Regions from separate parts of the Homo sapiens genome. Here region 1 is linked to region 2. A link is a contact called in ENCODE Hi-C data. All regions are on one chromosome and are shown on one strand. The core of a region is the stretch at or near the end of the contact, and the rest is flanking DNA. Distances in the headings are between cores, read along the strand shown.

Region 1 (4,550 bases), core at 325-2,824, 3.7 Mb after region 2:
CGAGCCCTGGCCACGATGTGGACTCCGCAAGGGGCTAGGGACAGGCAGGGGGAGAGCCCGGGTTTGCGCACACCTTCCAGCCCCTGGAGGGAGCCTGCTCGGCTTCGAACGCCTTCGAACTTTTGACCTTCAAAGGAGTCCCTGGAAAAGGTCAGGAGCGCCTGCTGCAGGCACGGTTGCCGAAGGCCAGGCCTTCCTGGCGCAGGGGAGGGCCAGGGGAGGGAAGCGGATACTCAGTCGCTGTCCGACGGCGAGTTTTCGGAGCAGCAGGCTCATGATCCCGGGCCAGTGGCGAGAGCAGTGACACCGAGAACCCAAATCTCCGCGCCCCCATCCGCGGCCCGGTGTCCTCCCGGCCCCTGCTGACCTCCAGGTCACGCACCCCACTGCTCCACGGCTCTGCAGCCTGTGGCACACGGCCGAGAGTCCCCACATGATCTCGACGCCAAGGTAAGGAATTGCCCTGCGTCCTCTGAGCCTGTCTCTGGCCTGGGGGGCCGGGAAAGCTGCACTCCTGGAAGAGGTGGGGTTATGTGACCGCCGCTGCAGGGGTGCGCGGAGGACTCCTGGGCCGCACACCCATTTCCAGGCTGCGGGAGCCGGACAGGGGAGGGCAGAGGGGGGACAAAAGGACTCTTTAGGTCCAAAATGACCCTGAAGGAGAGTCCAGAATGCCCAGTGGCCGCGTCTGCAACGGAGTCTTCTTTCTCCAATTGCCTTCTGCCCCATCACCATGGGCCCCACCTGCGCCACCTGCGCCCACCCTGTGACCCTGGCTCAGCGACCTTGGCCCTTAATCGCCCAACGCCGATTCCTCAAAATTCCGGCTGCGCTGAATCGGGCTGCTTTTGCCGCCGCCCCGGCAGTTGGGCCCTGTTTCCGCCGGCGCCCTGGGAGAGGCCTCACCACTCGGCTGGGCTCCCTGGCCCCTCCCTTCCCCTGGCCTGAGCGCCCCTGCGGCCTCCCGCTCCTCCTGAGAAGGCGACAATCTCTTTGCACCTTAGTGTTTCGAGGACAGAAAGGGCAGAAGGGTCACTTCGGAGCCACTCGCGCCGTTTTCACGTGTGTGTGTAATGGGGGGAGGGGGGCTCCCGGCTTTCCCCTTTTCAGCTCTTGGACCTGCAACACCGGGAGGGCGAGGACGCGGGACCAGCGCACCCTCGGAAGGCTCGATCCTCCCCGGCAGGGCGCCTGGCCAACGAGTCGCGCCGCCTCCTCTCGGCCGCGCCTGCTGGTGACCTTCCCGAGAGCCACAGGGGCGGCCTCGGCACCCCTCCTTCCCTCGCCCTCCCTGCCGCCCATCCTAGCTCCGGGGTCCGGCGACCGGCGCTCAGGAGCGGGTCCCCGCGGCGCGCCGTGTGCACTCACCGCGACTTCCCCGAACCCGGGAGCGCGCGGGTCTCTCCCGGGAGAGTCCCTGGAGGCAGCGACGCGGAGGCGCGCCTGTGACTCCAGGGCCGCGGCGGGGTCGGAGGCAAGATTCGCCGCCCCCGCCCCCGCCGCGGTCCCTCCCCCCTCCCGCTCCCCCCTCCGGGACCCAGGCGGCCAGTGCTCCGCCCGAAGGCGGGTCTGCCATAAACAAACGCGGCTCGGCCGCACGTGGACAGCGGAGGTGCTGCGCCTAGCCACACATCGCGGGCTCCGGCGCTGCGTCTCCAGGCACAGGGAGCCGCCAGGAAGGGCAGGAGAGCGCGCCCGGGCCAGGGCCCGGCCCCAGCCGCCTGCGACTCGCTCCCCTCCGCTGGGCTCCCGCTCCATGGCTCCGCGGCCACCGCCGCCCCTGTCGCCCTCCGGTCCGGAGGGGCCTTGCCGCAGCCGGTTCGAGCACTCGACGAAGGAGTAAGCAGCGCCTCCGCCTCCGCGCCGGCCGCCCCCACCCCCCAGGAAGGCCGAGGCAGGAGAGGCAGGAGGGAGGAAACAGGAGCGAGCAGGAACGGGGCTCCGGTTGCTGCAGGACGGTCCAGCCCGGAGGAGGCTGCGCTCCGGGCAGCGGCGGGCGGCGCCGCCGGGTTGCTCGGAGCTCAGGCCCGGCGGCTGCGGGGAGGCGTCTCGGAACCCCGGGAGGCCCCCCGCACCTGCCCGCGGCCCACTCCGCGGACTCACCTGGCTCCCGGCTCCCCCTTCCCCATCCCCGCCGCCGCAGCCCGAGCGGGGCTCCGCGGGCCTGGAGCACGGCCGGGTCTAATATGCCCGGAGCCGAGGCGCGATGAAGGAGAAGTCCAAGAATGCGGCCAAGACCAGGAGGGAGAAGGAAAATGGCGAGTTTTACGAGCTTGCCAAGCTGCTCCCGCTGCCGTCGGCCATCACTTCGCAGCTGGACAAAGCGTCCATCATCCGCCTCACCACGAGCTACCTGAAGATGCGCGCCGTCTTCCCCGAAGGTGAGGCCTCAGGTGGGCGGCCGGGGACGCTGGGGAGCCCGGCGGCCCCGGCCCAGGCGGGAAGCGCAAGCCAGCCCGCCCAGAGGGGTTGCCGCGGCCTGGCGTCCAGAGCTGGGGCGTCTGAGGGAGGTTGCGTGAGGGTCTTCGGCTTCGGCGCTGGCTTGGGGCGAGGGGCCAGGGCCTTGGCGGCCCAGGCGACCAAACCCTCTCCTGGTCCAGGGCTGGGTGAGGGCGAATTACGAATTGTTCCAGGGGCAGGCAGTCCCCCAGCCCGCACGGCCAGCGAGTTCTTTCTGGTTTTGTTCTTTCTCCCTTTCCTCCTTCCTTCCTTCGCCAGTGCATTCTGGTTTGGTTTGGATTTTTTTCTCTCTTTCTTTCCTTTCTTTCTTTCTTTCTCTTTCTTTTTCTTTCTTTCTTCCTCTTTCTTTCATTCTCCCCTTCCTTCCTTCCTTGGCCCCCTCTCTCCCTCCCTCCTTCCTTCCTTCCTTTGCCAATGCATTGGTTTGTTTTCTTTCCTTTTCTGCTTTCCTTCCTTTCTTTGGAAGTTCACTCTGGTTTTGCTTTCTTTCTTTCCCCATCCCTTCCTTTCTTTATCCCTCCTTCCCTTCCTCCTTTTCTTTCTACGATTCCCTTTATTTTTCCTTCATTCCTCCCTCTTTTTGTCTCTTCTGGAGGAGGTGAAGGAGGGTCAGCTTCAGGCGCTGCGAGTCAGCGGGGATCACGGTGAGGCCCAAGCACTGCAGGCTGAGGCCACAGAGCGAACACTTGTGCTGAGCCGGGCCCTCTCGTGAGGCTGGGGTGCGGGAAGTCCGGGCAGGAGAGACCCGCCCCCGCCGTTGCTGAGCTGAGACCCGGCTGAAAGAGAGGGGTCCGATTAATTCGAAAATGGCAGACAGAGCTGAGCGCTGCCGTTCTTTTCAGGATTGAAAATGTGCCAGTGGGCCAGGGGCGCTGGGACCCGCGGTGCGGAAGACTCGGAACAGGAAGAAATAGTGGCGCGCTGGGTGGGCTGCCCCGCCGCCCACGCCGGTTGCCGCTGGTGACAGTGGCTGCCCGGCCAGGCACCTCCGAGCAGCAGGTCTGAGCGTTTTTGGCGTCCCAAGCGTTCCGGGCCGCGTCTTCCAGAGCCTCTGCTCCCAGCGGGGTCGCTGCGGCCTGGCCCGAAGGATTTGACTCTTTGCTGGGAGGCGCGCTGCTCAGGGTTCTGGTGGGTCCTCTGGGCCCAGGAGCTGGGAGGGCTGCGCCGGCCTCTGGAGCCCCGGGAGCCAGTGCCGAGGTAGGGAGACAACTTCCGCCGCAGGGCGCCGGACGGTCGGGGCAGAGCAGGCGACAGGTGTCCCTAGGCCGCAGGGCGCTTCCATAGCGCCATCCCCACCAGGCACTCTACTCGAAATCGGAAAGCTCGACCTTTTGCGTTCGCCTCTGCCAAGCCTGTTATTTGTGCTGGCCGCTGGGTCTGGAGCTGCGCTTCTCGGCCCCTCCCCGGTGGAGCGCAGAGGGCTGGTCTGCAAGCGCGGCCTCCAGCCCCGCGGCTCCCCGGCCCAGGAGCCAGGCGCGGGCTGACCCGGGAGCACCCGGCAGCGGAGGGGGCTGGAAGCGGACCCTAGGCCTCTCCTGTGCCACCCGGCCCTACCGCGCGGCCGCGGGGCGCTCTCCTCTCGGGCGCAGCGGTCCTTCAGCCCAGGGCAGGTTCCTCCCTTTCCTACTCGGAACGTGGCAAAGATACCCCAGTCCCAGCCCCTCCAGCTGAGAGCTGTTGCCCAAGGTCGTCGCTACTTGTCCGCTCAATGGTGACCCCTTGGCAGAGAACTAGGGATGATTCCACTCCGGTTGATGTTTTAGGGGAAATTAAAAGAACATTCGGTTTTCTGAGTCTCCTTCCGGGGAGGCGTGGTGGTAACTGGTTTGCTGGGAAGAGCCGTTCCTTAACCGCATGCAACAAAGCAGGTGTGGAATCCGGACGAGAGGGCACTCACTGCCTTCTGCCCCCTTTGGAAATAGAAAAAGCCTTCGAAGCAGCAATCCAAAGATCAAATGATTTGCGGTCAATGATTTCAATTAAACCAGAAATTAGTAAGGGAGGGCCGAGAAGACACGGCTGCTCAGAAGCTGTTCGCTGTTTGAGGGATTTCCCGGAGAGCCTGTTAAAAGATGCGAAGTGGTGGGTGT
Region 2 (4,312 bases), core at 246-2,745:
GCATCCGAGATCTGCAGAAACAAATGTCTGAATTCGAAATGTATGGGTGTGAGAAATTCAGCTCGGGGAAGAGATTAGGGACTGGGGGAGACAGGTGGCTGCCTGTACTATAAGGAACCGCCAACGCCAGCATCTGTAGTCCAAGCAGGGCTGCTCTGTAAAGGCTTAGCAATTTTTTCTGTAGGCTTGCTGCACACGGTCTCTGGCTTTTCCCATCTGTAAAATGGGTGAATGCATCCGTACCTCAGCTACCTCCGTGAGGTGCTTCTCCAGTTCGGGCTTAATTCCTCATCGTCAAGAGTTTTCAGGTTTCAGAGCCAGCCTGCAATCGGTAAAACATGTCCCAACGCGGTCGCGAGTGGTTCCATCTCGCTGTCTGGCCCACAGCGTGGAGAAGCCTTGCCCAGGCCTGAAACTTCTCTTTGCAGTTCCAGAAAGCAGGCGACTGGGACGGAAGGCTCTTTGCTAACCTTTTACAGCGGAGCCCTGCTTGGACTACAGATGCCAGCGTTGCCCCTGCCCCAAGGCGTGTGGTGATCACAAAGACGACACTGAAAATACTTACTATCATCCGGCTCCCCTGCTAATAAATGGAGGGGTGTTTAACTACAGGCACGACCCTGCCCTTGTGCTAGCGCGGTTACCGTGCGGAAATAACTCGTCCCTGTACCCACACCATCCTCAACCTAAAGGAGAGTTGTGAATTCTTTCAAAACACTCTTCTGGAGTCCGTCCCCTCCCTCCTTGCCCGCCCTCTACCCCTCAAGTCCCTGCCCCCAGCTGGGGGCGCTACCGGCTGCCGTCGGAGCTGCAGCCACGGCCATCTCCTAGACGCGCGAGTAGAGCACCAAGATAGTGGGGACTTTGTGCCTGGGCATCGTTTACATTTGGGGCGCCAAATGCCCACGTGTTGATGAAACCAGTGAGATGGGAACAGGCGGCGGGAAACCAGACAGAGGAAGAGCTAGGGAGGAGACCCCAGCCCCGGATCCTGGGTCGCCAGGGTTTTCCGCGCGCATCCCAAAAGGTGCGGCTGCGTGGGGCATCAGGTTAGTTTGTTAGACTCTGCAGAGTCTCCAAACCATCCCATCCCCCAACCTGACTCTGTGGTGGCCGTATTTTTTACAGAAATTTGACCACGTTCCCTTTCTCCCTTGGTCCCAAGCGCGCTCAGCCCTCCCTCCATCCCCCTTGAGCCGCCCTTCTCCTCCCCCTCGCCTCCTCGGGTCCCTCCTCCAGTCCCTCCCCAAGAATCTCCCGGCCACGGGCGCCCATTGGTTGTGCGCAGGGAGGAGGCGTGTGCCCGGCCTGGCGAGTTTCATTGAGCGGAATTAGCCCGGATGACATCAGCTTCCCAGCCCCCCGGCGGGCCCAGCTCATTGGCGAGGCAGCCCCTCCAGGACACGCACATTGTTCCCCGCCCCCGCCCCCGCCACCGCTGCCGCCGTCGCCGCTGCCACCGGGCTATAAAAACCGGCCGAGCCCCTAAAGGTGCGGATGCTTATTATAGATCGACGCGACACCAGCGCCCGGTGCCAGGTTCTCCCCTGAGGCTTTTCGGAGCGAGCTCCTCAAATCGCATCCAGAGTAAGTGTCCCCGCCCCACAGCAGCCGCAGCCTAGATCCCAGGGACAGACTCTCCTCAACTCGGCTGTGACCCAGAATGCTCCGATACAGGGGGTCTGGATCCCTACTCTGCGGGCCATTTCTCCAGAGCGACTTTGCTCTTCTGTCCTCCCCACACTCACCGCTGCATCTCCCTCACCAAAAGCGAGAAGTCGGAGCGACAACAGCTCTTTCTGCCCAAGCCCCAGTCAGCTGGTGAGCTCCCCGTGGTCTCCAGATGCAGCACATGGACTCTGGGCCCCGCGCCGGCTCTGGGTGCATGTGCGTGTGCGTGTGTTTGCTGCGTGGTGTCGATGGAGATAAGGTGGATCCGTTTGAGGAACCAAATCATTAGTTCTCTATCTAGATCTCCATTCTCCCCAAAGAAAGGCCCTCACTTCCCACTCGTTTATTCCAGCCCGGGGGCTCAGTTTTCCCACACCTAACTGAAAGCCCGAAGCCTCTAGAATGCCACCCGCACCCCGAGGGTCACCAACGCTCCCTGAAATAACCTGTTGCATGAGAGCAGAGGGGAGATAGAGAGAGCTTAATTATAGGTACCCGCGTGCAGCTAAAAGGAGGGCCAGAGATAGTAGCGAGGGGGACGAGGAGCCACGGGCCACCTGTGCCGGGACCCCGCGCTGTGGTACTGCGGTGCAGGCGGGAGCAGCTTTTCTGTCTCTCACTGACTCACTCTCTCTCTCTCTCCCTCTCTCTCTCTCTCATTCTCTCTCTTTTCTCCTCCTCTCCTGGAAGTTTTCGGGTCCGAGGGAAGGAGGACCCTGCGAAAGCTGCGACGACTATCTTCCCCTGGGGCCATGGACTCGGACGCCAGCCTGGTGTCCAGCCGCCCGTCGTCGCCAGAGCCCGATGACCTTTTTCTGCCGGCCCGGAGTAAGGGCAGCAGCGGCAGCGCCTTCACTGGGGGCACCGTGTCCTCGTCCACCCCGAGTGACTGCCCGCCGGAGCTGAGCGCCGAGCTGCGCGGCGCTATGGGCTCTGCGGGCGCGCATCCTGGGGACAAGCTAGGAGGCAGTGGCTTCAAGTCATCCTCGTCCAGCACCTCGTCGTCTACGTCGTCGGCGGCTGCGTCGTCCACCAAGAAGGACAAGAAGCAAATGACAGAGCCGGAGCTGCAGCAGCTGCGTCTCAAGATCAACAGCCGCGAGCGCAAGCGCATGCACGACCTCAACATCGCCATGGATGGCCTCCGCGAGGTCATGCCGTACGCACACGGCCCTTCGGTGCGCAAGCTTTCCAAGATCGCCACGCTGCTGCTGGCGCGCAACTACATCCTCATGCTCACCAACTCGCTGGAGGAGATGAAGCGACTGGTGAGCGAGATCTACGGGGGCCACCACGCTGGCTTCCACCCGTCGGCCTGCGGCGGCCTGGCGCACTCCGCGCCCCTGCCCGCCGCCACCGCGCACCCGGCAGCAGCAGCGCACGCCGCACATCACCCCGCGGTGCACCACCCCATCCTGCCGCCCGCCGCCGCAGCGGCTGCTGCCGCCGCTGCAGCCGCGGCTGTGTCCAGCGCCTCTCTGCCCGGATCCGGGCTGCCGTCGGTCGGCTCCATCCGTCCACCGCACGGCCTACTCAAGTCTCCGTCTGCTGCCGCGGCCGCCCCGCTGGGGGGCGGGGGCGGCGGCAGTGGGGCGAGCGGGGGCTTCCAGCACTGGGGCGGCATGCCCTGCCCCTGCAGCATGTGCCAGGTGCCGCCGCCGCACCACCACGTGTCGGCTATGGGCGCCGGCAGCCTGCCGCGCCTCACCTCCGACGCCAAGTGAGCCGACTGGCGCCGGCGCGTTCTGGCGACAGGGGAGCCAGGGGCCGCGGGGAAGCGAGGACTGGCCTGCGCTGGGCTCGGGAGCTCTGTCGCGAGGAGGGGCGCAGGACCATGGACTGGGGGTGGGGCATGGTGGGGATTCCAGCATCTGCGAACCCAAGCAATGGGGGCGCCCACAGAGCAGTGGGGAGTGAGGGGATGTTCTCTCCGGGACCTGATCGAGCGCTGTCTGGCTTTAACCTGAGCTGGTCCAGTAGACATCGTTTTATGAAAAGGTACCGCTGTGTGCATTCCTCACTAGAACTCATCCGACCCCCGACCCCCACCTCCGGGAAAAGATTCTAAAAACTTCTTTCCCTGAGAGCGTGGCCTGACTTGCAGACTCGGCTTGGGCAGCACTTCGGGGGGGGAGGGGGTGTTATGGGAGGGGGACACATTGGGGCCTTGCTCCTCTTCCTCCTTTCTTGGCGGGTGGGAGACTCCGGGTAGCCGCACTGCAGAAGCAACAGCCCGACCGCGCCCTCCAGGGTCGTCCCTGGCCCAAGGCCAGGGGCCACAAGTTAGTTGGAAGCCGGCGTTCGGTATCAGAAGCGCTGATGGTCATATCCAATCTCAATATCTGGGTCAATCCACACCCTCTTAGAACTGTGGCCGTTCCTCCCTGTCTCTCGTTGATTTGGGAGAATATGGTTTTCTAATAAATCTGTGGATGTTCCTTCTTCAACAGTATGAGCAAGTTTATAGACATTCAGAGTAGAACCACTTGTGGATTGGAATAACCCAAAACTGCCGATTTCAGGGGCGGGTGCATTGTAGTTATTATTTTAAAATAGAAACTACCCCACCGACTCATCTTTCCTTCTCTAAGCACAAAGTGATTTGGTTATTTTGGTACCTGAGAACGTAACAGAATTAAAA

The links. Hi-C counts contacts between places; a loop is a spot of excess contacts on that map. Pooled maps may share reads with other maps.
Region 1: a loop to region 2 is called in a map of naive thymus-derived CD4-positive, alpha-beta T cell, with 16 times the contacts of the local background. The contact joins the promoter of SIM2 here to the promoter of OLIG2 in region 2. A Hi-C loop is called at or near these places in 1 of 168 maps with a recorded cell type or tissue (naive thymus-derived CD4-positive, alpha-beta T cell), 16 of 37 single-sample maps with no recorded cell type and 9 of 50 pooled maps.

The regions. Positions count from the first base shown.
Region 1 is chr21:36,697,541-36,702,090 of GRCh38, forward strand. SIM2 (SIM bHLH transcription factor 2) reads left to right here and starts at 1,575. Exons shown (of 11, transcript NM_005069.6): 1 at 1,575-2,381. The coding sequence starts at 2,207. LOC105369308 (a long non-coding RNA gene) reads right to left here and starts at 1,451. Exons shown (of 3, transcript NR_188246.1): 1 at 1,369-1,451. It overlaps LOC107985492 (a long non-coding RNA gene), which reads left to right and starts at 2,976. Exons shown (of 4, transcript XR_001755029.1): 1 at 2,976-4,550. RefSeq lists enhancers at 2,802-3,395, 3,396-3,988.
Region 2 is chr21:33,024,440-33,028,751 of GRCh38, forward strand. OLIG2 (oligodendrocyte transcription factor 2) reads left to right here and starts at 1,496. Exons shown (of 2, transcript NM_005806.4): 1 at 1,496-1,587; 2 at 2,362-4,312. The coding sequence starts at 2,424. The coding sequence ends at 3,395. RefSeq lists an enhancer at 1,325-2,227.